Linked DNA regions of Homo sapiens: all the other regions are linked to region 2. The links are chromatin loops, found by intact Hi-C in ENCODE. Cell type or tissue: heart right ventricle. All regions are shown on one strand.

Region 1 (8,000 bases), 51 kb before region 2:
ATCAACTACCGGTCCCATCATGATGCAGGATGTTGCAGGAATCACTGATGTGCACCTTGTACAGGTTGATGTAATGCTTACTTCTTGGTTTGCAGGTCAAAAACAAGCTAGAAGTGAGGAGTGGTATCAATATACATTTTAAGGCCGAGTGCAATGACTCACGCCTGTAATCTCAACACTTTGGGAGGCTGAGGCAGGCAGATTATTTGAGGTCAGGAGTTCGAGACTAGCCTGGCCAACATGGTGAAACCCCGTCTCTACTAAAAGTACAAAAATTATCCAGGCATTGGTGGCGGGTGCCTAGTCCCAACTACTCAGGAGGCTGAGGCATGAAAATCACTTGAACCCAGGAGGCGGATGTTGTAGTGAGCTGAGATGGCACCATTGCACTCCTGCCTGGGTGCCAGAGTGAGACCCCATCTCAAAAAAAAAAAAAAAAAAAAAAAAAAATTTTAAGGATATGATCACTCTCCCAGAGGCAAGAAGTATCATTTCTCGACCCCAATGAGTGCTCTCTTTCCTCATGTCATCACATTTCTTTATATACGACTGTAGTTCATCTCTGGTACTGATCCTCCCCTTCCAGTATCCTTCTCTTTTGGGCCACTCTACTCAAACCATGCTTTCTGGGGTCAGCTATGACAGTGTCACCAAACACAAAGCCTTTCTTTTCCCAGTTCTCATGCAATCTTTTTCTCTCTGCAGCTGTTCATTCTTCATGAAATGCTCTCTTCTGTTAATTTCCAAGATTCCATACCTACCCTCCTGGTTTCTCCTGACCTCTCTAATCACCTCCTCTCACTTCTCATCCTGCCTTCTAAATGTAATCATTCACATCCTCTCCTTTTTCCTCTAGCATTCTTCTGGTTCTGCTCATTTATAAACTTACTTTTTCCCTTCTTGGGTACATGACCACCATCAAAGCTTCCACAATACATAAGTATATATATTCAGTGAATGTTTCCCCGGATCTATTCTGGCCCTGTCCAATCCGATTTCCCAGATGGAACCTCTGTGAGCATTGGGTGTGCATTCTTCCAGACCTGGTACAAGCAGACACATCATTCCATAGTGTGATGATTTTGTTTTGGTTTTATTTTGTTTTGTAGAGACGTGGTCTCCCTATGTTGCCCAGGTTATTCTTGACCTCCTGGGCTCAAGCAATCCTCCCGCCTTGGCCTCCCAATGTGCTGGGATTACAGCCATGAGCCACTGCACCCAGCCCATAGCATGGCATTGACTACAGTTCTGCGTTGGTCATTTAAAGTCTCCACATTTAGCCCTGTCCTTTCTCCCATGCCCTAGTATTTTATTTATTTATTTATTTATTTATTTATTTATTTATTTATCTATGAGACAGGGTGGTCTCACTCTGTCACCTAGGCTGGAGTGCAGTTGTGCGACCTCGGATCACTGAAACCTCCACCTCCAGGTTTCAAGCGATTCTTCTGCCTCAGCCTCCCAAGTAGCTGGGATTACAGGCACCTGCCACAACGCCCAGCTAATTTTTGTATTTTTAGTAGAGATGGGGTTTTGCCATGTTGGCCAGGCTAGTCTCGAACTCCTGACCTCATGTGATCCATCTGCTTCGGCCTCCCAAAGTGCTGGGATTCCAGGCGTGAGCCCCCCGACCTGGCCCATGCCCTCGTGTTTCATGATCCACACCTTGAGCATGTTCTCTCACACCTCTTGCCCTCAGAATGCCTAGGGCAAAGTCATTGTCTCTCGCGAGCTAACTTCTGTGCTTGGACGGTGTCACCATCCAATTAAGCAAGCTGGAAATGATGTTGTCATTGTTGACTTCCCTCTCTGTCTCTCTTTCCCATTCTCGCTTGTGAAAGACAGTCACAGCAGCCATGGGCTGTGCACTCTGCTTCTTTTTTTATTTCCCAGCTTTTAGGTTTTGGGGGTACCTGTTCAGGCTTGTCACATGGGTAAATGGTGCGTCGCTGAGGTTTGGGGTACAAATGACCCCATCACCCAGGTACTGAGCATAGTACCCAATAGGAAGCGTATCAACTCTTGCCCCCTCCTACCATCCTCCCTCTAGAAGTCCCTCGTGTCTATCGTTCCCATGTTAATGACCATGCATGTTCAATGTTTAGCTCCCACTTATAAGCGAGAACATGCAGTATTTGGTTTTCTGTCCCTGTGTTAATTCACTGAGGATAACAGTCTCCAGCTGCAACCATGTTGCTTCAAAGGACATGATCTCATTCTTTTTTATGGCTGCATAGTATTCCACGCAGTACCCTCCACTTCTGTGTTCATTTTCACATCTGGCTTATTTCCCACTCCTTGCTGCTTCTGCCCTGGTCCAGCCCCACCCTCCTCTCACCTGAAGTAAAGCTATATCCTCCAAGCTGCTTTCCCTGTTTTTTGTTGCTTGTGACATCCTCTGTATGTCGCCTACTGTGAGGCGAAAGCAACTCCATTTTGGATGCAGATCCACCATGTTGACTTAAGATTCACCACAGTTGCAGGAATGCCTCTAAGATTTCTACTTACTGCAAAGCCTGCCCTTAGGTCAAAACAACCTTGATGTTATTGTAAACACATGCTAATCATAAATCCTGCCCTTAGGCAATTTCCCTATGGTATATAAGCCCTGGTCTTGGGGCTGGGAGGTAGCAGCACAGGGGACTACTATTTCTCAACCATTGGATACGTGGCTTCTCTTCACAAGTCCCAGTTAAATGCTTCTTTCTAGGAAGCCACGGCTCCAGCCTATAATCCCAACACTTTGGGGGACTATGGTTGGAGGATCACTTGAACCCAGGGCTTTGAGGCCAACATGGACAACATAGTGAGGCCGTTTCTACAAAACATTAAAAAAAAATTAGCCAGGTGTGGTGTGTGACTTGTAGTCCCAGCTACTCGGGAGGCTGAAGTGGGAGGACTGCTTGAGCCCAGGAGGTTAAAACTGTAGTGAGTTCTGATCACATCACTTCACTCTAGCCTGGGTGACAGAGTAAGCCCCTGTCTCTAAAAACAACAATGACAACAACAACAAAAATTTGTCTCTGAAAAACTGGGTTTGTCAGCCTCTTTCTTCAACCTCTCAGCTTCCTCGGCCTTTGGGGTAGGTTTGTACTGACCTCCCACTGTGTATCACTGGCCAGTTATCGTCGCACTTCTTCTTCCCTCCTGATTAATTCAGGCTGCAATGGCCCACACATGCCTGGAGAATGAATCAGGGTTGACTTAGGCCAGAAATAACAATCCCACTTCCCTTTCACGGATTCTGACTTGCCCAGGCTTCCTTGCAGTAAGAGGTGCTGATGTGATTCAGTTTTTGCCAACAAGATCCACAGGGGAAATCTGGGAAGAGGCCCATGAAGAGAAAGACCTCCTGCCCTACCTCTTTCCTGGCACCATCATTTTCATCTGTGGCACTGAACACCTGTAAGGCCTAGCTCCAGACTTACCTTTCCTCCAACATGACCCACTTATGTTGCCAGTCACTTCTTACCTACCTTATGCTGGAGCTGGGGGTAGGGGCTTGGGAATTCAGGTCAGTTACATCATGCATCATAGTTGGTCTCCAAAGATGGCCCCAAATGAAGCCACCTCCCAGTGTTCGTGTTCTTATGCAGCCCTCTCCACTCTGAATCTGCACTGGTCCTCTGAAATATGTTAACTCACAGAATAAAAAGATAATGATGCTGTGCTAGTCTGGGCCCAAGCCTGAGGAAGAACAAGATATTCTGATGTTATCCTCTCCGGAGCCCTGAGCCAGCACACAAGAAACCCAACTGCCCTGAGACTGCCACGTTTTGAGGAAATGTAAGCTGACCACAAGGAGAGGCCACGTGGAGGAGAACTGAGACTCTCAGCCAACATGGAGGACCAGGCTCCAATCTCATGATGTAGTATGAGCCATTCCAACCAGCCTCCACCCATTTGCGTCCCCTGAGTTGACACCACGGGAAGGAAAGATAAGCTGGGTAAGTTGGGGTGAAAATGTAACTGCAAATCATATCCTCTGTTCAATCTCAATAGCCTTCTCATTTTTTTTTTTTTTTTTGAGACAGGGTTTCACTCTGTTGCCCAGGCTGGAGTGTGGTGGCAAAATCATGACACACTGCAGCCACAGCCTCCCAAGGCTCAGGTAATCCTCCCACGTCAGCCTCCTGAGTAGCTAGGACTATAGGCATGCACCACCATGCCTGGCTAATTTTTAAATTTTTTGTAGATACAGGATCTCCCTGTGTTGCACAGGCTGGTCTCAAACTCCTGGGCTCAAGGGATCCTCCCGCCTTGGCCTTCCACAGTGCTGGGACTACAGGTGTGAGCCGCTGCACCCAGCCAGCCTTCTCTTTCTTGCAAATGATTGCACTCTTCTGCAGCTTCACTTTGCTTACACGGGCCTCTCAGCCTGCATTACCTTTCCTCTGCATCAGTTATCCCATCCTCTAAAGCTAATCTGGAAAGCCCCCACTTCTATAAACCTTCCAGATGATGTCAACTCTGAAGAGTGGGTATTTGGACCAGCTCTGCAGCAAGTGTGTACTTTTGCTCACTATGCACCTACCCTCCCTCTCTTGTTGTAACAGCACCCCAGTTTTGTTTGGATGAACTCCCCCCACCACCTTTTAGTGCAACTCTGTCAATCAAGTTGTCCATTAACTTGTGTTTCAAGTGGGACGTAGAACCCGCCTGGGCCAATCAGTTGTTTCTCTCTCTCTCTCTCTCTCTCTCTGTCTCTCTCTCTCTCTCTCTGCTCTTACTCTTTCTCCAGTGCAAATCCTGAGAGGGTGACAGATAGCTGAAAATGGATGACAGCCTGACCAGACCTCCATAAGCTGCTGCTGGCAAGGTCTGCCAAGTTCTCTGGTCCACATTCAGTCCCAAATCTGAGGCTCCAGCATTTTCATTTGAGTCTACGAGCCACCCTGGAGCAGAGACAGTAATGCTCGCCAATGATTCCATTGTTCCCTTTCATTTCCCAGTGTTCTGGCATTTAGGGAAGATCTTGTGACTAGTTCTCACCAGAGATCCTAGAGTAGAAAGGACACATGTCACTTTCAGGCTGAGGCAGTAAAAACCCCCTGTGCAAACCCCCAGCCTCTTTCTTCCCCTGCCATGGTCACACCAACAAGGCTTCATGTTTCAGGGCTGCAGCCACCAGATGGTGGAACCTCCATTAGTCTGAGTGAAAGGAGGGCAGAGCCTACTGCTGATCCACATGTGGTAGATTCCACTACCTAGAAATAATAATTTTGAGAATGTTTGTTATAGCAGCATGACCTGGACTGTCCTGAATAATATACACCAATACCCTTCCTACCCTTCCAATAAACTTTTTTTGCTTAGATTATCACATCAGTTTCTTGTACCTAAACCAGCTTAACTGATAAACTAACAGCACTTAGTAGCAATTTCTTTTTCTTTCTTTCTTTTCTTTCTTTCTTCTTTCTCTTTCTTTCTTCTTTCTTTCTCTCTCTCTCTTTTCTTTTTTTTTTTGAGACAGGGTCTCACTCTGTCACCCAGGCTGAGTGTAGTGGTGCAATCTATGGCTCACTGTAGCCTTGAACTCTACAGTGGGCTCAAGCAATCCTCCCATTTCAGCCTCCCCAGTAGCTGGGACCACAGGCCTGTGAGCTCTGCAGCCTTGAACTCTGCAGATGGGCTCAAGCAATCCTCCCACCTCAGCCTCCCCAGTAGCTGGGACCACAGGCCTGTGAGCTCTGCAGCCTTGAACTCTGCAGATGGGCTCAAGCAATCCTCCCACCTCAGCCTCCCCAGTAGCTGGAACCACAGGCGTGTGCCACCACACGTTGCTAATTTTGGTATTTTTAGTAGACACGGGGTTTCACCATGTTGCCCAGGCTGATCTCAAACTCCTAGGGCTCAAGCGATCCTCCTGCCTCAGTCTCTCAAAGTGCTGGGATTACATGGGTGAGACATTCCACCTGGCCAGCAATTCCTTTGTTGATTACACTTACTAATGTGCATTTATCTTATTTTTTCTTGCCAGCTGAGAGCAACCTGACCTAAGGACTACGGAGATTCATCTTTGCATCTTACCACACTGCTGAGCACTTTCTTGATAAGATTTGTTAAGATGAATGTAAAAACTGAATGAAAATGAAATTTTTGTTTTGTTTTTAGAGACAAGGTCTCTCTTTGTCATCCAGGCTGGAGTGCAGTGGTGTGATCATAGCTCACTTCAGCCTTGAACTTCTAGACTCAAGCGATCCTCCCACCTTAGCCTCCCAGTAGGTGGGACTATAGGAATTGAATTCGTTTTTTAAATTCAATGTTTGCATTCATCCTATCAAATAGTATCAAGAGCCTTATAAGTATTCATCAGTGTGTACCACCACCAGACCTAGCTAATTTTTAAATTTTCCGTAGAGACGGGGTCTTGCTGTGTTGCCCAGGCTGGTCTCAAACTCCTAGCCTCAAGTGCGCCTCCCACCCCAGCCTCCCAAAGTACGGTGATTAAAGACATGAGCCACTACGCCTGGCTGAAAATGAAAAACGTGGTGAGTCAACCAGTTACTCTCTTTTCAACTGTGGTTTTCTAATCCATTTTCAAGTGAGGTTTCTTTTTTTCTTTTCTTTTTTTTTTTTTGAGACGGAGTCTCGCTCTGTAGCCCAGGCTGGAGTGCTGTGGCACAATCTTGGCTCACTGCAACCTCTGCCTCCTGGGTTCAAGCGATTCTCTTGCCTCAGCCTCCCGAGTAGCTGGGATTACAGGCATGTGACACCACGATCGGCTAATTTTTGTATTTTTAGCAGAGATGGAGTTTTGCCGTGTTGGCCAGGCTAGTCTCGAACTCCTGACCTCAGGTTATCTGCCCACCTCGGCCTCCCAAAGTGCTGGGATTACAGGCATGAGCCACCATGCCTGGTCTCAAGTGAGTTTTAATTAAAAGAGATTTAAAAATATGATTGCATCTCTATTTTTATGACGGTGGCATATATATAATAATATCTATATGTTTCAATCAAATTGTAGTCATAACTTTAAAAAGCCTTATTAAATGACAAAGAGTAAAACACTCTGGAAACATCAGAACAGCAGCAATATTCACCAAGCTCTTTATTTGCAACAGACACTCTATGTAGGGATTTTACTTTTTCATCCTCCAACCACACTCCATCCCTAATCCTGGTGTCTACATCTTATTGAAGACAAAAGAAGCAGCAGCAATTTGGAACTATTTGTTTATTGCTCCCAAAGGAATAAATAATTTCCAAATCATAAAAAGGGGGACTCAAAGGAGCTGGTAGACTAATAAAGAAGAACCATAGAGAGGAGGAAGTTCTCCATTTTTGTCCATTTAAAAAGAAACACAACAGTTGGGTGCTCACACCTGTAATCCAAGCACTTTGGGAGGCCAAGGAGGGAGGATCACTTGAGGCCAGGAGTTTGAGACCTGCCTAGGCAACAAAGTGAGATCCAATCTCTACAAGAAATAAAAAATTAGCTGGGTGTGGTGGTATGCACCTGTACTCCCAGATACTTGGGAGGCTGAGGCAGGACGATCACTTGTGCCCAGGAGTTTGAGGCTGCAGTGACTTAAGATCACACCACTGTACTCCAGCATGGATGACCGAGTGAGACCCTATCTCTTTAAAAAATTCTTTTTTTTTTTTCTGAGATGGAGTCTCTCCCGGTCACCCAGGTTGGAGTACAGTGGCGTGATCTTGGCTCACTGTAACCTCTGCCTCCTGGGTTCAAGCAATTCTCCTGTCTCAGCCTCCCGAGTAGCTGGGATTACAGGCGCCTGCTACCATGCCCAGCTAATTTTTGTATTTTTAGTAGAGATGGGGTTTCTCCATGTTGGTCAGGCTGGTCTCAAACTCCTGACCTCAGGTGATCCACCCGTCTCGGCCTCCCAAAGTGCTGGGATTACAGGCGTGAGCCATCGCGCCCGGCCAAAAAATTCATTTTTTAAATTCAATTTTTGCATTCATCCTATCAAATAGTATCAAGGGCCTTACAAGTATTCAGCAGTGTATACCAGCTTGGATGGCACAGCAAGACC
Region 2 (8,000 bases):
GTCGGGATGCTATTGGGGGAGGGACACATAGGACTCATTGGTGGCCAGGTGCACAGTTGGGGATAGGCAGGAAGCATGGCATCACCTCATGGCCAGAGCAGCTGGCCCTCTGTAGCTTCTGGGCTGGAGCCACCTCCAAGCTTCCTTTTGTCCCTTGCTCAGATTGGGAGAGTGTCTGGCTGATAGGGGTTCTCTGTCTACTCCTGGCTGCCCTAATCTCTGGTCCCTTCAGCTTTCTGCTTTCTGGTTCCCTGAATATCATACCTGGAATTATTCTCTCACCAAAACCGCAAATGTAAGAGAAAGACAATTGTAAAAAAAAAAAAAGAAAAAAGGCGAAGGTCTCGTTAGGGAGGGACATGGCTGCTGGGCTGGCAGGTGTCACCAGCTGACTCCTGTCTTGGGGCGGCGGCTGGACACAGTAACTGGAGTGCCACGTGATGAGGAAGGAAGTGCTGCCATGGGAGGACAGAGCTGGGAAGTGCAGCTTATCTGGTTGGGGAAGGCCTGTACGGGAGGCTGCCAGAGGATCAGGAGGCTGGGGTCCAGCCAGGGGTGGTGGTAGAGAAGCGGGAGGGAAGAGGGTTCTGGACATGTGTGAGGCTGGAGGCGAGACTGTGTGTGGCTGTTAGAGATGAGAAGTGGGGGAGAGGCTCACGCAGGGCCCCACAGAGCGGGAGGGCAGGATGGGCTAGAGCCCACACCTCTGCTTCTGGCCCCATGCCACCACGCCACCTCTGTTGCTGCTGAAAGGAGTCAGTTGAAGGGTTTGGGGGTGCTGAGTGTAAGAGAAGTTTCTTCTCAGGTCACGATTAAGAGGAGCTGCAAGGGCGCGGGGCCTCCGTGAGAAACAGTTACAGGGTCAGCGATGGAGATCGTGGACATGACCCTGATGCAGGAAGCGTGTGGAAGGAAAGAGGGCGATAGCGGAGAGAACGGGAGCGCCCAAGCAGTGGCTGGTGTGTGCAGTGAGCGAGTACAGTAGGAGGAAGTGGTTGGTCAGATGAAAATACAGCAAAACATTCATGGTTTCTGAAAAATGAGGCTGGACGCCAAACCAGAGGTGGTGTGGAGAGGGGAAGGGCAGAGAGGGCTGCTGGCTCCCTCCCTGCAACGGGGTGTCTGGAAAGTCCAATAGATCAGAATGCTTCTCATCTGCCCACAGGGCACATTGTTCTCAGTGATACCCAGGAGGGGCCTCGTTAGTGGAAAATGTGAATTGTCACTTTCAGAGAGGTGGGACTTGCCCCAGTGTCACACTGGGTGGACAGGGTTCCTGTCACTCACTCCGCACTGAACGAGGCTTTTTGATGTCTGGGCCTCTTGCACCTGAGCTGCCCAGCGTTGGCTCCCCTTGGGGGTGGAAAAGTGTGTCTGGCCAAGTCACTGGCACAGGCAGGTACGGAACAGCTCGGCTCCCACGCCAGCAAAGAGCTGCCTTGCATGCTGTGGAAGAGGAAGACAGCACCGGGGGCAGAAGAGAACATTTCCTGGAAAAACAGGCCATCCAAGGTGGCTGCCGCAGTGGAGGGAGAGGAGTTTTCAGAAAGGAGGGGCCCGTGAGCAGGGGCATGGAGGCAGGAAGTCAGGCCATGCCTCCCTCCTGATGCCTGCTCTCCAGCCGCCGAGGCCAGATGTCATTGTCATATGTTACGATCTCACCACATCCATGTTCCACCCACTTACTATGACTACTTTTTAATTTAAACTGCCTTTTAAAAACTTAACTGAAAGGGAAGATTAGCTCCTCGCTGAGCATGGCACATTAGTGTCACTGCCCTGGGCTTTGTTCTCAGCTTTTCTGGGCCCCACAGTCTGATCCTCTGACAGAGCTCATTGGCCTGGGTTTTCCTTGACTCTTTCACACGGCCACATCCTCCATTGTCACCAGCATGATCTTCTGTTGTTTTTTTTTTTAACTTTATGAATCTTGAGTTGTACGGGTAGCTTAGAAATGCCTCTGTCTAATAAGAAATCAAACACAGACATACAGCACGAGTGCCCTGTGATGACCCTTCGTTTAGTCCCTTCCTGGCGATGGCCTTGGTCGTCAGTCCAGTGGGTAACCTGCTGGGCCTTTTCCTGTGGGACTGTTTCATTGGTTCTGTTTTTGTTTCACACATGAATGTATCATATTGTCCATTTTTTCTTGCAGTTTTTTTTCCAGAATGATTTTCTAAGGCATGAATCTTTTGAAATTATTTATTTTAATACATAAAAACAGTAGTGAAAACAATAATACATACTCTTGCTTTAAAAAGTTTCACAGCACAAGCTGGGCGTGGTGGCTCACGCCTATAATCCCAGCACTTTGGGAAGCTGAGGTGGGCGGAACACTTGAGGTCAGGAGATCGAGACCAGCCTGGCCAACATGGTAAAACCCCATCTCTACTAAAAATACAAAAATTAGCTGGGTGTGGTGGTGCATGCCTGTAATCTCAACTCCTCGGGAGGCTAAGGCAGGAGAACTGCTTGAACCCGGGAGGTGGAGGTTGCAGTGAGCCAAGACTGTGCTACTGCACTCCAGCCAGGGCGAGAGCAAGACTCTGTCTCAAAAAAAAAAAAAAAAAAAAAAAAGTTTCACAGCATAAAAGGGACACAACGCTGGCCATGTCCTTCCACTGCTTCCAGTGCTCAGAGGCTTCCTGGTGCCACAGGAGAAAGGCCCTGCTGTCCCCGGCCACGGGCTCCTGTCCTCACCGCAGCCTCTCTGTCCTCCTCAGCTGAGCCCCCGGCAATAGTGTGGGTGCCCCCTCCTCAGACTGATGGACCTGGATGGTGGCCCCTGGGCTGTGAGCATCCTGCTGGCAGGGCCAGGGGAGGTGGGCGACAGAGAAGTCAAAGCCCCGGCCTTGTGGTGCAACTCTGGGCGAGTCAGTTCACCTCTCTGCGTCTCAGCCTCTTCCCCTGTGCCCAGAGAGCTGCTGGAGGGTGGATTCATGACGACAAAAGGTGCCCAGGACAGGGCCTCTCCATGCTGAGGGCTCGCTGCAAGCCACCCTTCTCACCCCGTTTGTTGTTATTCTTACTGTTCCAGCCCAGGACCCAGCACAAGCCTGGCATGTAAGTGAGGATAACCCGACATTGAATAAAAAGAGAAAGGAATAAAGCTCCACCTAAGATGTGTGGGGACATACAGGGACAGAGGCCTCTCGCGGGGCACTGGGGATGCGATAGAAGGGCTGAGATGGGATAGGATGTTTGTGCGGCGGGAGCTCACGCAGGCTCTGAGCACATCATTGAGTAATGCGCTGAAGGTGCTGATTGGGACTCTCATCAGGAGGCAGCGAGCAAAGACAGGAAGCCCGCGGCAGCCTCCGTGGTTGCAGATAGCATCTCCCTGGCCCTCCTGCCTCACAACGCCCTCCATCTGTTGTCTGTTTGTCTTCCAAGTACTCCAGGAAGAAAGAAGCCACGTGGCATTGGCGTTCACCCAAGAGGCTGCAGCCTCCACCCATGTCTGGGGTTGCTGTCCCCTGCGTTGAGATGGGATGGAATGATTCAAGCAAGCTACATTTTTTTGATGAGGCCCCCTGGTCACCCCCCTTTTTTTGGTCTGTTTATTTCCAGGCAATGCCACCGTAGATAAGTTGGAGGACTTCATCAACAACATTAACAGTGTCTTGGAGTCCTTGTATATTGAGATAAAGAGAGGAGTCACGGAAGATGATGGGAGACCCATTTATGCGTTGGTGAGTGCCCGGCAGAGCCCTCTAGTGGCATTTTTGAGGAGCTGGAACAGGGCCCAGGCAGCCTGTGTTTGCTTTGGTTTGATTTCTCTTTTGGACAGTTCTTTGCAAAGAAGTCACTCCAAATGTATAGAATATTAGGAATAAAGGGAGAAAATGGTTTTTTATTTAGAATAAGACATAGAAGCTATGAAAAGAAACTCTGTAGGAGTGTCAAGGATTGCAGGCCATGTGGGTGGGGCCTTCAGTGGTTTTCAGATTTACTCTCACAGGTAGGGATTTGGGCCTCATCCCTCCTGCCGCCGACTCCCCGTTCACCCACGTGATGTGTTCAGGATGCCACAGCCAGAATGGCAGAGCCAGGAGTGAAATACAGCCAGGGTGAAATACAGGAGTGGGAAGCTGACATGCCCCATCCCTGGCTAGGAGACACCTCAGCTGGTCAGAGGACATCTGGCTGCTCCCAGCCAGGCTCACACTCAGAAAGGGGCACTCTAGTCCAGGGTTGCCCAAACTCAATTCCCTGGAAAAAAAACATTACAGAGTCAAAGAACTGTGGAAATGCTGGTCAGACATGGCAAAGCAGATTTCCTTGCTATCAGACTTCTCAGTGCTTTTTTTGCATTTGAAGCTCCATTAACATGCAGACAAATCTCCCAAATTTATCTGAGTTTGGAAAATACTGCACACCCTTTGGAGTTCTGAAACTTCTGAGGGCCCAGCATGTTGGCTGAGCTAAAGAATAAAGTCTGTAATATACGCCTGGTTACAGATCCATCCCTGCGGCCCGCAGTGCCTGGATACAGGAGCTCAGTGACTGGCCAGAGATGGAGGAGGGGAGGGAGGGAGAGCCAGCGACACGTTAACCAACACGCAAAGAGCACAGCCTGACTGTCGTGCTGACTTATTTCTTAGGTGAATCTTGCTACAACTTCAATTTCCAAAATGGCTACGGATTTTGCAGAGAATGAACTGGATTTGTTTAGAAAGGCTGTAAGTAGAGTAATCCCCATTGCCCATTGGGTGGGCTTCTTATGGGAAAGTTCTGTCTCCGTCATTAGCAGTGGCAACTGCAGTGTTCAAGGATCACTGGGGGGACATGGGCCACCATTGCTGTCTGAGAAAAGGCTTTGCAGGGAGATGTCACTGTCTACCCATCTGGAACTCACAGCTGCCAGGGGGTCCCCATGGCTGCCTGAGAAGGAAGTGCTGGGCCAGGTGTGAGCCCCAACTGGATGGGCAAGAGCAGGGCTTCACTGGTAGTAACAGGCGTTCCTGCCTGGCTGCTCCAAGTGCCATCTGGGAAAGGCAGCAGCAGCAGCATCGCCTGGGAGCTTGTTAGAAAGGCCCGGTCCCAGTCCCCACTCTAGACTGCTGAGTCCGAATCTGCATTTTTGCCAGGTGCCCACTGAATCCTTTGCACGTGCACATTTGACAGGTACTGTTCTACCAGGCTTCAGAGCTATTTGCTCAGCCTTCTGCTCAAACACATGGCTAAGAGTGGTTCTCAGGCCTAGATGCAATGATAATAACTGCAGAGGTGAAAAATAATTCAGACATTTCAGCCCCACTCACGATCTGTTGAATCCAAATCTCTGAGAACCAGGCGGTGGAATCATTCCTTTTAGATCTTCTCCTGGGGATTATTAGCCACCAAGGTTGAGGAGCAGGTGCTGAGCTGAGCACACACCTGCGTGTGCAGGAACCTGTCTTCCCCAGCGGTTCCTGCCTGCCGTGTCTCTCTCTCACTGCCTCCGAGGCCAGCCGTGAGGCAAGGCGACCCTCTTTGATTTGGGGACATTAAGATGATTTATTTGGGAGGATGTTATAGAAGTGACCTCTGAGTCAAAAGAACTGAGCACAGTCCTGGCTCTTGATGCACATTAAATTGTTTTCCCGGAATACCATGCCAGTGTACAGTTCTGCCTGTGATCTGAGTGGTTTTACTGTGCCTCTGCCAGACTTGGTATTACCATTTAAAAGTTATTTTTGCCATTTTAATAGATGAGCATGATACCTGCTCTTTCTTCCAGCTGGAACTGATTATTGACTCAGAAACCGGCTTTGCGTCTTCCACAAACATATTGAACCTGGTTGATCAACTTAAAGGCAAGAAGATGAGGAAGAAGGAAGCGGAGCAGGTGCTGCAGAAGTTTGTTCAAAACAAGTGGCTGATTGAGGTACTGTCTCATGGTTTTTCCAGCCTGGTTCACTTTTTCAAGTGAATAACAGTTTTTTCTCCAAAATCGTACTTGTAGCCAACTGATGTCTGAGGAGCCCGGCCTTCTCGGATCCCTTATCTGCTTTCATGCATTCCAGCAGTGACCCCGTGGGGAGGACTTGGGCCTCACTCCTCCTGCCTCCCACTCCCCGTTCACCCAGATGATGTGTTCAGGATGCCACAGCCAGAATGGCAGAGCCAGGAGCCGCGCCCAGGGACTTGGGCCCCAGGATCAAGGCTCTAGCCCACAGACTGCAAGGCAGGGCAGTTCCGTGGCTGAGAGTGTGGCTCTAACATCTAACCCGGGTCTGAACCCTGAGCCAGGTGACCTCATGTTCCTTGTAAGAGGGGAGTCGTTGTTTCCCCTTCGGGGCTGGGTGTGTCAGGAGCGGGAATGGGACCTCACAGTAATGTGCTCGGTGCTAGGCTGGCTGGCTCGCGGGGGAGGCGGCAGAGGAATTGGTGACATTACCACTGTTGTTTTTGTCAGCAGTGAGTTCCTCAGGGCCAGTGCTTAGAAGAGGCATAGACCTGCTTCAGGAAAGGAGCTGTGACATCTGGGACAGGCCCCACTGCAGCTCCAGTTTCTAGATGTTGCCCCCACCCCCACGTCTAGTCCTGCTGAATGGAGCAGAACAAATGTTTCAGTTCTTTTTCCACAAAAGGCACCCCTGTTTTCAACAGCTCAGTGTTTGCCGAGTTGACCACAGCTGTGCCTCCCAGGTGCTTGTGCCCATGTGTGTTGAGGACGCACTCACGCCGGGTCCCCGCTTCCTCACTTGGTGGTCGGACTCGTGGCCAGAGGCTGCTGCTTGTGGCTGCAGCGATTCTCCGCTTCCTTTTCAGGAAGGCTCGCGTCTGGGTTGGGGAAGTCTGTGTTCTGAGTTACTGATTTCTATTTAGGGTGGGCCTGTCCCAGGAACCTGACCCGAATTCAGTTCCTGGGGTACCTGATGGGAAGACAGGGTGGAGAGGTCATGGGGTGAGGGCAGGGCTGGGAGCTCCTGGTGAGTGCAGGATCTGCTGGGCGCGTTCCCGTATGTCATGTCTTGGAGGCTGTCTGCTGCCCTGCAGTGGCTCCATAGCTTAGTTTTTAGCTGACAGCTCAGGGGTCTGGATGACGTCGGACACCCTGAGAGTGGCAGGGCCGAGTTCAGGCCCCGGTTTGGGGACTGCAGCTCCCATCAATGGCTTTGTCACAGTTGTTCTTGCCCTCCAGGCTGTATTTGGCACTAGGGAATGTTCTAGGGCTACTCAGGTTATAACTGACCATTCTCGCTTGTGGTGCAGCCCCTCTTCAGGCCAATTTTTTTTTTTTTTTTAAGATGGAGTTTTGCTCTTGTTGCCCAGGCTGGAGTGCAATGGTGCAATCTTGGCTCACCGCAACCTCAACCTCCCGGATTCAAGCGATTCTCCTGCCTCAGCCTCCCAAGTAGCTGGAATCACAAGCATGCGCCATCACACCCGGCTAATTTTTCTATTTTTAGTAGAGACGGGGTTCCTCCATGTTGACCAGGCTGGTCTCGAACTCCTGACCTCAGGTGATCCGCCTGCCTCAGCCTCCCAAAGTGCTGGGATGACAGGCGTGAGCCAGCGTGCCCGGCCACAGGCCAAGTTTTTTAAGGGTAGGGGTTATGACCTCTTCATGGCTGGTCCCCATTGCAGAATGTAGTGCCTGGCACCTCAACTGCTCAATAAATGCTTGCTGAATGGATGACTGGACAGGTGGATGAGGTTGCAGAGGAACAGCATTTAAAACTTACAAAAAATGTTACAGGAAATATCTGCTCATTACAGGAGGATTAGAACATGTTGAGATGCATAAAGAAACCCACTGAAGTCACCTGTTATCCCAGACCCTAGAGCCGAGTGCCCCAACATCCCAGTACACAACACTTTGCACCCTGCTTTGCACCCAAGAGCACCATGCCTAGCACATGCTGCCACCATTGTGCATGGCTTGCAGGGCGTGCCCCCAGCTTTATGGTTTGACTTGCCCTTTGTCTGCCCTTGGTGTCTGGAGAGGGCGGTGGTGGATAGGAGAGGCCCCGCCCTGGAGTCTGTGGCGGTGAGCTGTGGCTGCAGGCGCT
Region 3 (8,000 bases), 95 kb before region 2:
AGATAAGTGCCAGGTTATCGCGTTCAAGTACACGGCAAGAGGAGATGATTTCAAGTTCCCATTCTAAATCAAGAGACTCCTGGCTGGGCGCGGTGGCTCACGCCTGTAATCCCAGCACTTCGGGAGGCTGAGGCAGGCAGATCATGAGGTCAGGAGATCGAGACCATCCTGGCTAACATGGTGAAACTCAGTCTCTACTAAAAATACAAAAAATTAGCTGGGCGTGGTGGCGGGTGCCTGTAGTCCCAGCTACTCAGGAGGCTGAGGCAGGAGAATGGCTTGAACCCGGGAGGCGGAGCTTGCAGTGAGCCAAGATTGAGCCACTGCACTCCAGCCTGGGTGACAGAGCAAGACTGTCTCAGAAAAAAAAAAAAGAGATTCCTGAAGTGGTGGAGTTGGAAGGGGTCTCAGCGGTCACCTGCCAAGCTCAACTGCCAACCTGGACAAGGATGTCCTGCGAACACCCCACTTCTGACATGCTGCTAGGCAGTTTCAGCCCATATGCCACCACAGATGGAGCAATCACTCTCAGGTCTCAGTTAAGCAGAGCCATTGGAAACAGCCTCCTTATGTTGAGTCAAGGCTTTGTGTGAACAAAATCCCTGCTTGCCCAGCACTTACCTTGTACTTGACACTTTGCTAGGTGCTTTAGAAGTATTACCTCACCGAATCCACACAAGAATCCTGAAAGGTAGGCTGTTATCCCAACTGTCTAGCTAAGGAAACTGAGGCCAGAGAGGCCAAATAACCCATCCACCAGGTCCCACAGCTGGTAAAAGGTCAGAGCTAGAATCAGAACCCACGTTTGTTTGCTTCCGAGCCCACCGTGGATTCCAGTATACCAGTTCCTTCAATCTCATCTCCTAAAACTGCAGGCTGAACCCAATAAGATGAAATAAAATGAGCCGGGCAGAGTTGGCCATCCTGCTTGTCAATTTCAAACAACAGTTCCGCAAGTGTAGGATAAGAAAATCTGACTGAGCAGCAGAAAAGTCCTGAGGATTTTATCATCTGCAAAATCTCCAAAAGCCAATGGTGAAGCAGCAACTTAAAAAAAAAAAAAGAGTCACCCGAGGTCATATTAACAGAGGTATCCATTTATAGACTGTTACATCTCACAACAGCAGAATATACATTCTCCTCAGGTTCATGTGGAATAATCACCAAGACAGACCACATTCTGGGACATAAAACAACCTTAAGAGATTGAAAACATTAGAAATCACACAACATATGCTCTTAGGCCACAATGGATTCAAATTAGAAGTCACTAGCAGGAAGAAAGCCAGAAAATTTCCAAGTATTTGGAGATTTAAAAACACACTTCCGAATAACATATGGATCAAAGAAGAAATCACAAGAGAAACTAAAAATATTTTTAACTAAATAAAAATGAAAATATAGCCTATCAAAATCGGTGAGACGTAGCAAAAGCAGTGCTTAGAGGGAAATTTATATTATTGAATGTATATCTTAGAAAGAAAGTTCTAAAATCAATAATCTGTTTCCATCTAGAGTACTAGAAACAGAAAAGCAATATATGTCTAAAACAAGCAGAAGAAAAAAATACAAAATTGGAGCATACATCAATGAAATTAAAAATAGAAAATTAATCGAGGAAAATCAATGAAATCAAAAATTGGTTCTTCGAAAAGATCAATGAAATTGATAAATCTCTACCTAGGCGAATCAAAAAAATGAGAGAGAAGGCACTAATTAATAATAATGTGATATGGCCTGGCTCTGTGTCCCCACCCAAATCTCACCTTGAATTGTAATATGAATTGTAATCCCCACGTGTTGGGGGAAGGACCTCATGGGAGGTGATTAGATTACGGGAGCAGTTCCCCCATGCTGTTTTCGTGACAGTGAGTGAGTTCTCCTGAGATCTGATGGTTTTATAAAGGGCTTTCCCCCCCTTTCCTTGGCGTGTCTCCTTCCTGACGTCATGTGAAAAAGGATGTCTTTGCTTCCCTTTCCGCCATGATAATATGTTTCCTGAAGCCTCCCCAGCCCTGCAGAACTGTGAGTCAAACCTCTTTCCTTTATAAATTACCCAGTCTTGGGCATGTCCTTAGAGCAGCATGAGAACAAACTAATACTATTGTAAATTAAAGAAAAGTTATTAGAGGTGGCACATGCCTGTAGCCCCAGCTACTGGGAAGGCTGAGGCAGGAGGATCACTTGAGCCCAGGAGGTTAAGGCTGCAGTGGGCTGTGTTCATGCCACTGAACTCCAGCCTGGGCAACAGAGAAAGATCCTGTCTCAAAAAATAAAAAATAAAATTTTTAAATTAAAAAAAAGTGGCACTATATAATGATTCGGGAGTTAATTCTCCAAGAAGATGTAAATAACAATCCTTAATGTGTAGGCAACTAACAACAAAGGGTCAAAATATGTAAGGCAAAAACTGAGAGCAGCAAGGAGAAATAGAGAAATCTGTGTGATTATTCTGAATAATACTATTATTGGATAATAATAGTATTATTACTATTACTTCAACTCTTTTGGTAATCGACAGATCCAGCAGGCAGAAATCAGTAAGGACACAGTTGACTTGAACAGTGCTGTCAATCAACTGGATCTAAGTGCAGTGTGCAACCACAACTTGGCATCCCTTTGGAAGGAATACTGCTGTCATGTATGACAACAACCAACACAGAGAGGGCCTGATAATCCCAGGAGGCCTAGAAAGTCTTTACCTGGAAAGCTCTGCCCTCCTATACTGGGCAGCCTCACCATTCACTTAAACACACAGAGTTTACCACATGCCAAGTTTTCTTTTACATCTTTTACATACAAGAATGCATTTAATAATCTATGAAATAGGTAATATTATTTTCTCCATTTTCAGATGAGGAAACCAAGGCACAGAAAGGCTGAGTGATTTGTCTGAGGTTGCACAGCTGTGACAGTCATGGGTCTTAAATCCAGCACTCAAGCTCCAAAGCTTTGGTTCTTAACTACTATCTGTCTAGAAGTCAGAGACCTTAGTGTTTTGGGGATCAATGACCTATCTGAGCATCTAATGTAAACCCCAAACCCTGTTTCTGGCAAGGTGCATACACTTAATTCTGCATTCCATTTTAGGGGTTCACAGAATCCCTGAAGCCCAAGTGAGGACCTCAGGTCAAAGGCCTGTCCTCTAAGCAGTGGGCAGCTTTTGAGGGTCTTTGAGCAGGGGAGTGGCAAATTTTTGAGAAGTCTGGGGGGATGTGGGCAGTTAGCAGTTGCTGCAGATGAGGCTCACCCTGCCTCTTCTCCACATCACAGCCAGAGCCATTTTAAAATCAGAAATGAGACCAGGGCCAGCTCACACATCCAATGCCCCCTGGCTCCTAAAGGGCTTCTTCACAGGGGCCACAGATCCCCAGGGGGTTCACAGCTCATTAGAGAAGCATCTCTGACTTAGAATAAAATCCAAGCCCTAGAGTGAAAAAAGCCAGTTCCCAGAGTACACACCCCGTGACTCCATTTATGTAACATACTTGAAATCACATAACCATGGAAATGGAAAACACATCAGTGGGTGCCAGGGGCTGAGGGGGTGGGTCAGGAAGGGAGTTGGATGTGGCTATAAAAGGAGAATTTGAGCCATCCTTGTGATGATAGAACTGTGCTGGATCCTGGCTGCATACACAAACCTATGCCGTGATAAAATTGCATAGCACTAAACCACACATGCGTACGCAAACACAAAAATGAGTACAAGTAAATCGGGAAATCCCAATAAGGTCAGTAGCTTATATCAGTGTCAGTATCCCAGCTGTGATACTGTATTACAGATTTCTACAATCTTGCCCTCGGGGGGAACAGCATAGAAGCAGGGGTCTCTCTGTGATTTCTTTTTCTTTTTCTTTTCTTTTTTTTTTTTTTGAGATGGAGTCTCACTCTGTTGCCCAGGCTGGAGTGCAGTGGTGTGATCTCGGCTCACTGCAACCTCTACCTCCTAGGCTCAAGTGATTCTCCTGCCTCAGCCTCCCCAGTAGCTGGGACTACAGGCAAGCCACCATGCCCAACTAATTTTTGTATTTTTAGTAGAGATGGGGTTTCATCATACTGACCAGGCTGGTCTCGAACTCCTGATCTCAAGTGATCTGCCCGCCTCAGCCTCCAAAAGTGCTGGGATTATAGGCATGAGCCACCACGCCCGGCTTCTCTATGATTTCTTCCAGCTGTGTGTAAATCTTTAATTATCTGAAAATAAAAAGTTTAATTTAAGAAAATGAAGAAAAGAGCCAATTCCCCTGCTTATCCCTCTAACATTCCCCTCCTATCCCCTCTCCCTCTTCTGCAATCCTCCATTGGCCTCAGCCCTGGGATACACTCCCAGCTCTCCCTTTTCCAAGCATTTGCACCAGAAACACTTCAGAAGCCTTCTCTGACCCCCCTCAACTAATGCGGGCCCTCCCTGTGACTTCTTATCACAGCACCCTGTTTATGTCTGTCCCAGTACTTATCACTATCTCTAATCAGATTAATGAGGTTACATGTATGAATGTTTATTTTATTTCAAGATGCAGATAGCAAAGATAGCTTTGACTGCAAAATGTTTTCAACTTCCCTAGATTTTTTTTTTTTTTTTTGAGACGGAGGTTTGCTCTGTTCCCCAAGCTGGAGAGCAGTGGCGTGATGTCGGCTCACTGCAACCTCCACCTCCCGGGTTCAAGCGATTCTTGTGTCTCAGCCTCTCGAGTAGCTGGAATTACAGGTGTGTGCCACCACACCCAACTAATTTTTTGTGTTTTTAGTAGAGACAGGGTTTCCCCATGTTGGCCAGGCTGGTCTTAAACTCCTGACCTCAAGTGATCCACCCGCCTTGGCCTCCAAAGTGCTGGGATTACAGGCATGAGCCACTGTGTCTGGCCTAGATTAAAATATGCCATAAGAAAAAGACAGAACTCAAGTGTGTTAGTCCATTTTTGCATTGCTATAAAGAAATATCTGAGACTGAGTAATTTACAAAGAAAAGAGGTTTAATTGGCTTATGGCTCTGCAGGCTGTACAGGAAGCATAGCACCCGTATCTACTTGGCTTCTGGGGAGGCCTCAGGGAGCTTTTATTCACGGGGAAGGCAAGAGGGGAGCAGGCGTACATGGTGACAGCCAGGGCAAGAGAGAGGAGGGAGGTGCCGCACACTTCTAAACAACCAGATCTTGTGAGAACTCACTCACTATGGCAAGGACAGAACCAAACCATGAGGGACCCGTCCCCATGACCCAACATCTCCCACCAGGACCCACCTCCAACACTGGGGATCACATTTCAACAAGAGATTTAGAGAGGATGACATCCCAACTATATCAGCAAGCAAAAGACTAGAAAAAGGTAGCAATCTACATTATGAACGGTTAATGGCCTTAATATATGAAGAGTTCTTACAAATCAATAAGACAAACATCCCTTTAAGAAAAATAGGCAAAGAACATAAATGGTTCACAAAAGACATATTCCTCCATCAGATGTGAAATAGCCACCTCAATATACTGCTAGTTTTTCAAGTTGGGAGTATAATAGGTAACCTCAAATTTAAATTATGTATTTGTCTATAAATGCATTGTTTGCCTCCCTCTGAGAGACCACAAGCCCCATGAGGGCAGAGCTTTATGTCTGCTGTGCTCACTGCTTTATCCCCAGTGCCTGAAACAGTGCCTGACACAGGCATAGCATGTGTACAATAAACATATATTAAATGAATGAATGGTTTAAAAGTCAGCAATAATAGGCTGGGCACAGTGGCTCACGCCTGTAATCCCAGCACTTTGGGAGGCCGAGGCAGGTGGATCACCTGAGGTCAGGAGTTCACCAACATGGTGAAACCACATCTCTACAAAAATACAAAAATTAGCCGGGCATGATGGTGGGTGCCTGTATTCCCAGCTACTCGGGAGGCTGAGAGGCTGAGGCAGGAGAATCGCTTGAACCCAAGAGGCAGAGGCTGCAATGAGTTGAGATCACACCATTGCACTCCAGCCCGGGCAATAGAGCAAAGTTCTGTCTCAAAAAAAAAAAAATTCAGCAATAATAAATTCAACAATCTTTTTTTTTTTTTTTTTTGAGATGGAGCCTAGCTTTGTCACCAGTCTGGAGTGCAGTGGCACGATATCAGCTCACTGCAACCTCCGCGTGGGTTCAAGTGATTCTCCTGCCTCAGCCTCCTGAGTAGCTGGGACTACAGGAGCACGCCATCACACCTGGCTAATTTTTGTATTTTTAGTAGAAACGGGATTTCACCATGTTGGCCAGGATGGTCTCGATCTCTTGACCTCCTGATCCGCCTGCCTCAGCCTCCCATAGTGCTGGGATTACAGGCATGAGCTACCGCACCTGGCCTCAATAATCATTTTTAAACATGAACCAGGTCCCAAGCTTTTGTCCATAGTTAACTGTATATGCAGTACTTATTTTGTGCCTGGCCCTGTTCTAAGTACTTACAATATATTAATCAATTTGGTTCTCCCAACGACCCTATGAGGTAGGTGCCATTAACATTCCCATTTTACTGATGAGAAGACTGAGGCACAAAAAGGCTAGAGCACTTGCTGGTGGTCACAGAACCATAACCTAGGCATTGTCACTCCAAAATCCACGTGTTTAAGGACTGTGGTTGCTGACCCTTGAAATGCAGTCCCCAAAACCCTGGAACTTTGTCCGGGGAGCCCCACTGGCCTGAGACCCATTGGCCTGAGACCCAGAGACAGCAAGTGACAAGGCCAAGGTCACAGAGTTAGGAAGCAGCAAAGTCAGTGAAGGCCGCAGCCAGGAAATGAGCAGAAGCATGGGCCTGGGAAAACACGCCCGCCACCAGGAGAACACACTTGACTCACTTTTTTTAAAAAACTCGGGGGAGATTAAGTGATTAAGCCTTGAAATGTCAGAAGCCAGCAGCAGCCTGGAAGCGACCCAGCAGGACTCTTCCCGAACCCACAGCGGGTGGCAGGGGGGCAGGGGGCGGAGGACTGGGGGCGCACAGGGGGCGGTACAGGCCTTCTGCTCTTCTTCCCTCTGGGCAGGAAACCTGGCTTGGAGGAGGGGCTGGTTCTGCAGACAGGATGCAAGCACCTCTGTGACAGGTGGCATGTGGAGAGGAATCCAGGGACAGCAGGGGCCTCGGGTGGGGGCTGGGGCTTTGGAGCCGCTGACCCCTGAAACTCCACGACAGAAACTGGCCTGAAACCTCAGCTCCTGTGGCGCAATCAGTTAGTCATGCTACTTATAAGAAACCAGCCCAGAGCTTCCTCTGGCTTCTGGGACAGCTGGGCTGGGCTGGCAGGAAGCTAGGCATGCACTTCTTCCTGGGACAGTAACCTACCTAGAACTGGGGTTTCCAGAAATGGCAGCCACGTCGGTGGCCCCACTGGGATAGTAAGGCAGGCCAGGCCAGGGCCCCAGAATGGCCCGGGATCTGCCTGGTTGGCTCCGTCCCCAGCCCAGCCAGTGGGAGGGAGGGGAGGCAACAGACTGGCTCTGCAGCCACCAGGAACACAAATCGGCCCCCTCCACCAACAGCACCCACCAGCCTCCCTGTGGGCCTGCTGTGGCTCAACCATCCTCACCCACTTGCTCAAGTACCTCACTTATTCTCCTTCTCTTTTTTGCTTTAGAGACAGGGTCTCATTCTGTGGCTAGAATGCAGTCGCACCGTCACGGCTCAGTGCAGCCTTGAACTCCTGGGCTCAAGTGATCCTCCTGCCTTAGCCTCCCAAGTAGTTGTGACTACAGGCACACACCACCATGCTCGAATAATTTTTAAATTTTTGTAGAGATGGGGATCTCTCTCTGTGGCCCAAGCTGGAGTGCTATGGCACAATCATAGCTCACTGCAACCTCAAACTCCTGGCCTCAAGCAAACCTCCTGCCTCGGCCTTCCAACATGCTACAGGCATGAGCTGCCGTGTCCAGCCATCTCCTCATTTATTCTTGCTGTGGGTGTTTTCCAAGTACTGCCTATGTGCTGGCTATTACAGATGCAAACAGGCCATTCATTCATTCATTCCTTT

The links. Hi-C counts contacts between places; a loop is a spot of excess contacts. Peaks named below come from ENCODE experiments on the same cell type or tissue, not always from the same donor. Only the 100,000 strongest peaks of a DNase experiment are listed, where the experiment ranks them.
Region 1: a loop joins it to region 2, with 2.0 times the contacts of the local background. A loop is called at or near these places in 6 of 110 quality-filtered maps.
Region 3: a loop joins it to region 2, with 2.5 times the contacts of the local background. A loop is called at or near these places in 25 of 110 quality-filtered maps.

Annotation. Positions count from the first base shown.
Region 1 is chr16:27,281,843-27,289,842 of GRCh38, reverse strand. NSMCE1-DT (NSMCE1 divergent transcript) reads right to left here. Exons shown (of 5, transcript NR_037184.1): 3 at 3,099-3,181; 4 at 890-1,043. Among named protein-coding and RNA genes, the nearest start is that of NSMCE1, 17 kb to the right of the region's middle. In heart right ventricle, no CTCF peak of the experiment used is centred here; DNase peaks (open chromatin) are centred at 3,132 and 3,802; H3K27ac peaks cover 1,311 bases.
Region 2 is chr16:27,230,870-27,238,869 of GRCh38, reverse strand. NSMCE1 (NSE1 component of SMC5/6 complex) reads left to right here. Exons shown (of 8, transcript NM_145080.4): 3 at 3,571-3,692; 4 at 4,605-4,682; 5 at 5,723-5,869. Among named protein-coding and RNA genes, the nearest start is that of KDM8, 31 kb to the right of the region's middle. RefSeq lists enhancers at 328-622, 1,026-1,145, 1,496-1,565, 2,486-3,010, 3,191-3,280 and 1 more and a silencer at 6,401-6,450. In heart right ventricle, CTCF peaks have their summits at 3,500 and 3,714 (motif pointing left); DNase peaks (open chromatin) are centred at 938, 3,409 and 3,709; H3K4me3 peaks cover 840 bases; H3K27ac peaks cover 4,392 bases.
Region 3 is chr16:27,326,263-27,334,262 of GRCh38, reverse strand. It overlaps IL4R (interleukin 4 receptor), which reads right to left. Exons shown (of 11, transcript NM_000418.4): 2 at 4,065-4,197. Among named protein-coding and RNA genes, the nearest start is that of IL4R, 16 kb to the right of the region's middle. RefSeq lists an enhancer at 6,131-6,795. In heart right ventricle, no CTCF peak of the experiment used is centred here; DNase peaks (open chromatin) are centred at 1,960, 3,532 and 7,142; H3K4me3 peaks cover 297 bases; H3K27ac peaks cover 8,000 bases.